Regions from separate parts of the Homo sapiens genome. Here region 1 is linked to region 2. A link is an interaction called in ENCODE POLR2A ChIA-PET data of the cell type or tissue named here. Cell type or tissue: GM12878. All regions are shown on one strand. Links, peaks and the distances in the headings refer to the core of each region. The heading gives the core; the rest is flanking DNA. Region 1 overlaps BTBD9 (BTB domain containing 9). Region 2 has its middle 6.5 kb from the start of ZFAND3-DT.

What was found. Peaks named below come from ENCODE experiments on the same cell type or tissue, not always from the same donor. Only the 100,000 strongest peaks of a DNase experiment are listed, where the experiment ranks them.
Region 1: POLR2A ChIA-PET joins it to region 2 with 9 read pairs; 2 of 35 experiments call an interaction of 5 or more read pairs at or near these places.

The regions. Positions count from the first base shown.
Region 1 is chr6:38,403,284-38,406,205 of GRCh38, forward strand. The region is part of intron 6 of BTBD9 (BTB domain containing 9); the gene reads right to left. Among named protein-coding and RNA genes, the nearest start is that of BTBD9-AS1, 77 kb to the right of the region's middle. In GM12878, for the core only: no CTCF peak of the experiment used is centred there; a DNase peak (open chromatin) is centred at 1,228.
Region 2 is chr6:37,811,453-37,814,374 of GRCh38, forward strand. No RefSeq gene overlaps it. Among named protein-coding and RNA genes, the nearest start is that of ZFAND3-DT, 6.5 kb to the right of the region's middle. In GM12878, for the core only: no CTCF peak of the experiment used is centred there; no DNase peak of the experiment used is centred there.

The DNA of each region.
Region 1 (2,922 bases), core at 106-2,605, 590 kb after region 2:
ACAAAATTAAATCATATATCTGATAGGGTTCTGGTAATTATATACATATGTATATCTTAAAACTCAACAATTTTAAAAAATCCAATTAAACAATGGGCATATAAACAAAAACCAACTCAATTTAAAAAGGCATAAAGAATCTGGATAAGACGTTTTCCAAATAAAACCCTGTAAATCCCCAATAAGCATATGAAAAGACACTCAATGTTATTAGCCATCAGGTAAATGCAAATGAAAACCACAACTGATATACCCACAAGGATGGCTATAATCAAAAATGTCTGATAATGACAATGAGTGTTGATGAGAATGTTGAGAAATTAGAACCATTTCATACTACTAGCCGGAATGTAAAATGGTACAGTTTCTATGGAAAACAGTCTGGCAGATCGTCAAAAAGTTAAAGACAGAATTTCCATATGACCCAGCAATTCTACTCCTAGTTATATACTCAAGGGATCTGAAAACATATGTCCATACAAGAACATGTACATAAATGTGTATAGCAGCATTATTCACAGCAGCCAAAAGACTAAAATGGCCCAAATATCCATCAACTGATGAATGGATAAGTAAAATACTGTATATTCATACAATGGAACATTATTCAGCCATAAATAGAAATGAAGTACTGATATATGCTATAACACAGATGAACCTTGAGAGAATTATATGAAGTAAAAGAAGCCAGACACAAAAGGCCACATATTGTATGATTCCATTTACATGAAATGTCCAGAATACACAAATCCATAAAGACATAAAGCAGATTAGTGGTGGCCAGGGGATGGGGAGAGAAGGGATTGGGAAGTGACTGCTTATGGATACTGAGTTTCTTTTTAGGGTGATAAAAAATGTTAGTGGTGATGGATGCACAACCTTCTGAATACACTAAAGACCACTTAATTGTACACCTTAAAATGGTGAATTTATGGCATATTAACTATATCTCAATTTTTAAAATTCCAAAATAAGCCGCTAATATAAATCCATTCCTTTAGCACACTAGCCCATTTTCTTTCCTCAGCAGACTTAGAGAACAAGTACTCTTCATTTACCATAGCATGATTTTGTGAGTCTTTAATATCTTCAAACAGTAGTAGACCCAGTTAGGTAACCTTACTTGATACAGAAGTAGAATAGACAAATTTGCATCTTATCTGGCACAGTTCCAAAACAGAGGATGCATTCATTACCGACAGCACAGCTAGGACAATAGAAGAATCACACATTTGAAAAGTGAAAGCTTCCGCCCAGAGCAAGTCAATAAAAAAAAACAAAACCCCAAACTACTAACTCTTCATCCCTGAGCCTGCCTGGCATGCATGGGATCTCATTCTGCCAAAAACCAAATTCAAAACAAATATCAAGATTCTAGGGAGGGCAAAGTTCAAACAAGCAAAAGCATTTCTAGTTGTTACTGCAGATAAGGGATAAACTGATGTGTTTCATTCTGGGCTTGTTATTATCAAATTGACCCTGGCCAGCAGAGGATAAAATTAGGATGGTTTCACTCCAGGTAAAAAGGTAGAGCTCAGTTCCAGAGTGGCCCGCACTTGAAATACTTTCTACTTCAATTAATTCTGTCAGAAAAGAGACAAATTCAGAAATCTCTTCAGGTTAGAGCCCTAGCCCTTTTCAGTGTTGTAAAATTCATACTGGGAAGAGGCTGAGGTAGGAAATATTACTGTCATCACTGAGGCTTTCAGTGCTTATTGTCAATCGTTATGAAACGATCTTGTCTGATTCATACCTCTAAACAATCAGAAGAAATCAAAGTAACAATGTAAGAGTTTCAGGAACAAATACAAAACTTGCCTGATGGTTGTAGCTTTGAGTTGTGCAATTCTAGGAATGTACCATGATCTCTGGCTTCTATCCAGAATGCTAAATAGACAATCTATCTGAGGAAGGGCCTGATCCCTCATACCTGGCCTGGGCAGGTCTGTGACTACATGTGTATCACTCGCTTTGAACCTGATACCCTATAAGACAAGGGAAGAAAATCTGGAAACTGGCAAAACAGTTAAAAAAAAAATTGGACAGTCATTGTAGGGCTCCTGCCAACTTCTGGTTTCTTGCCATAGAGAGTAATGATTCCTGCCAGTCACTTAGAAAAAGAATAGCTTCTAGAAAAGCTAAATTGCTATGACCTGAAAGCAGCAACTCTGCATCAGCACATAAAAACTTATAGGAAGTTGGAAGTCTGAAAAATCAGATTCATATTCAGAAATTTAATCTCTCCTCCAATACTGAAGCTATAATGAGAAATAAGCTCCTGCAAAAACACATATTAATCATTTTATTGGTTCTGTTGTTAAAAAAAAAAACAAACAATAACACCCAGCTAGTGTTACATTCTCAGTGCAAATGATATAAGGTTTTGTGATGGCAAAACCTTCAAATTATTTTATCCATATTTGTTCTATAACTTTTTAATACTAAATATTCCCAAATAAATAGAAGTCAATGGACTCAGGAAAGCAGCCATAAAGCCTATTTGAGTTTCCATACTGATCGCAGATCTTCTAGTGTTGGTCTAAATATTCTAGTGATAAACAATTCAGCACCTAGAATAATTCTCCATGTCAGCTGTGCACAACAGTTACAAATGAAATTTTGAAAATGTCTTTGGGGGAATAAAAGCTTTGTGAAGATGCTGGGGGAGGGGCAGTGAAATGTGGGTGCTTCAGAAATCAACAACAGTGGACAGGATGTTAATGAGCTATGACGTCAGCAGAGACATGTATTGGTAAGCTACTATTCAAGTGGGCTCAACTTTAGGCCTCTCAACCCAAAACCTGAGCTTAGATCCAACACACATTCATAGGTCTTTAGGTAAAAGGCAAGGGAAGATAAGGAAAGAAATTCTTCACAACTCTGTAGGACAGGGACCTAGCACCTTCTTATAAATCTTTGGCT
Region 2 (2,922 bases), core at 324-2,823:
TAGGACAAATGGACAAAGATGTTCATTGTAAAATTGTTTATAAAAGTGGAAAGCTCACGCCTGTAATCCCAGCACTTTGGGAGGCTGAGGCGGTCGTATCACGAGGTCGGGAGATCGAGACTATCCTGGCTAACACAGTGAAACCTCGTCTGTATGAAAAATACAAAAAATTAGCTGGGCATGGTGGCGGGCACCTGTAGTCCCAGCTACTCGGGAGGCTGAGGCAGGAGAATGGTGTGAACCCGTGAGGCAGAGCTTGCTGTGAGCCAAGATCGTGCCACTGCACTTCAGCTTGGGCGACAGAGCAAGACTTGTCTCAAAAAAAAAAAAAAAAAAAAACAGTGTGTGGCATTCCCCTGTCCCCCAATTCTCTCTTGTTCTTGCTTTCACCATGTAAAGTACCTGATCTTGCTTCACTTTCTGCCATAAGTAAAAGCCCCTTGAGGTCTCCCCAGAAGCTGAGCAGATGCTGATGCTATGCTTCCTATGCAGGCTGCAGAACCATGAGCCAATTAAATATCTTTTCTTTTATGAATTACCTGGTCTCGGGCATTTCTTTATAGCAATGCAACAACGGCCTAATACAGTGCTCAGTAAGTGTCTTTTGAATGAATAAATGAAAGCAAATGAATCAATGAGAGAAATGAATCAAGAGGAGATTCTTTAAATAATTCACCCATACAATAGTCAGTAGCCATTAAAAAGAAACAAATAATAATAACAATAGCACGTGTTTATGGAGCTTTTTTTTTTTTTTTTTTTTTTTTTTGAGACAGAGTCTCCCTCTGTGGCCCAGGCTGGAGTGCAGTGGTGCAATCTCAGCTCACTGCAACCTCTGCCTCCCAGGTTCAGGCGATTCTCCTGCTTCAGCCTCCCAAGTAGCTGGGATTACAGGTGTGCGCCACCATGCCTGGCTAATTTTTGTATTTTTAGTAGAGACAGGGTTTCACCACGTTGGCCAGGCTGGTCTAGAAATCCTGACCTCAAGTGATCTGCCTGCCTAGGCCTCCCAAAGTGCTGGGATTACAGGTGTGAGCCACCATGCCCGGCCTGAGCTTGTACTACACACTACATACTACGCTAAGATTTCCTCACAGATTATATACTTTAATCATCACAATAAACCTATGAAATAGGTAGATACTACTAGGGATGGTCAGGATTTTCTCATGGAACATAATGAAACTCAATTTAAATTGTGCAGGTAAAAGAAGGAATTTATTGGCCCATGTAACTGAAAAGTCCAGAGGGTAGCTCTGGCGTCAGACTTAGTTGGATTGAAGGACTTAGACAACGTTGTGATGATTTAGTCTCTCTCTCTCCAACTCTCTTCTTTCCCTTCTGTGGGCTCGATTCCCCAGGCAGCCTCACTACAGATGGTAGGTCCTTCAGCAGCTCCAGGCTTACATGGTCTTTGGGACACTTGATCTCAGAAGACAAAGCTCACAAGTCACCCTAGGGAGGGCCCTGCCTTTCCCTGAGCCAATCCCAATTCCTGTGTCCAGAAGGATAGGGCTCCCTGACGAAACCAGTGAGTGTGTGCACCCCTGAAGAGCAGGGAGAAGTAGGCAGATAAAAACCACAGCTCATTACAAATGCCTCCTTTACAGATGAGGAAACTAAGACACAGACCAGCTAAGTAACTTCCCTCAAGTCTCTGAGCTAGTAGGTGGCAGAGCCCACATTTGAACTTAGGCAGCCTGACTTTTGAACTTAGGCAGCCTGAGTTTGGAGCCCATGATTTTAGTGTGATAGTTAATGTTACATGTCAACTTGACTGGGCTGCACAGTACCCAGATATTTGGTTAAATATTATTATGGGTGCATCTTTGAGGTTGAGATTAACATTTGCTACAGTCTGAATACTTGTGTCCCCCAACACACATAGTCCCCAGTTTATATGTTGAACTCCTAATCCCCATGGTGATGGCATTAGGAGGTACAGCCCTTTAGAAGATGATTAGATAATAAAGGCACAGTCCTCATGAATGGCATTAGTGTCCAAGGGAGCTCATTTGCCCCTTCTACCATATGAAGACATGGCAAGAAAGTACCATCTATGAACCAGAAAGTGGGCTCTCATCAGATCAAATCTGCCAGTGGCTTGATCTTGGACTTCCCAACCTCCAAAACTGTGAGGAATAAATTCTTGTTGTTCATAAGCTGCCCACTTTATGGTTTTTTTTTTTTTTTTTTTTTTTTTGAGATGGAGTCTCACTCTGTCGCCCAGGCTGGAGTGCAGTGGCGCAATCTTGGCTCACTGCAAGCTCCGCCTCCTGGGTTCACGCCATTCTCCTGCCTCAGCCTCCCGAGTAGCTGGGACCACAGGCGCCTGCCACCACGCTAGGCTAATTTTTTGTATTTTTAGTAGAGACGGGGTTTCACTGTGTTAGCCAGGATGGTCTTGATCTCCTGACCTCGTGATCTGCCCACCTCAGCCTCCCAAAGTGCTGGGATTACAGGCGTGAGCCACCGCGCCTGGCCCTTATGGTATTTTGTTATAGCAGTTTGAATGAATTAAAACAAAATGGTAGACTGAGTAAAGTAGATTGCCCTCCCCAAGATGGGCAGGCCTATTGAAGGCCTGAACAGAAGAAAAGGCTAAGCAAGAAAGAATTTGCTGTCTGCCTGAAAGCCTTTGAGTTGGGACATCCATCTTCTCCTGCTTCCGAATCAGACTAGAACTTACACCATGGATTCTCCTGGTTCCCAGGCCTTTACACTGCAAATCTTGGGACTTCTCTGCCTCCATAATTGTGTAAACCAATTCCTTATAATAAATCTCATATATAATTTCCCATTGGTTCTGTTTCTTTAGAGAACCCTAACTAAAAGACTATACTGCAGAACTATATATGGAAGATGTACGTGACTTATTTCAAAGTTAAAAAAAAATCAGCTAGAGTATACTATGTGTTACAT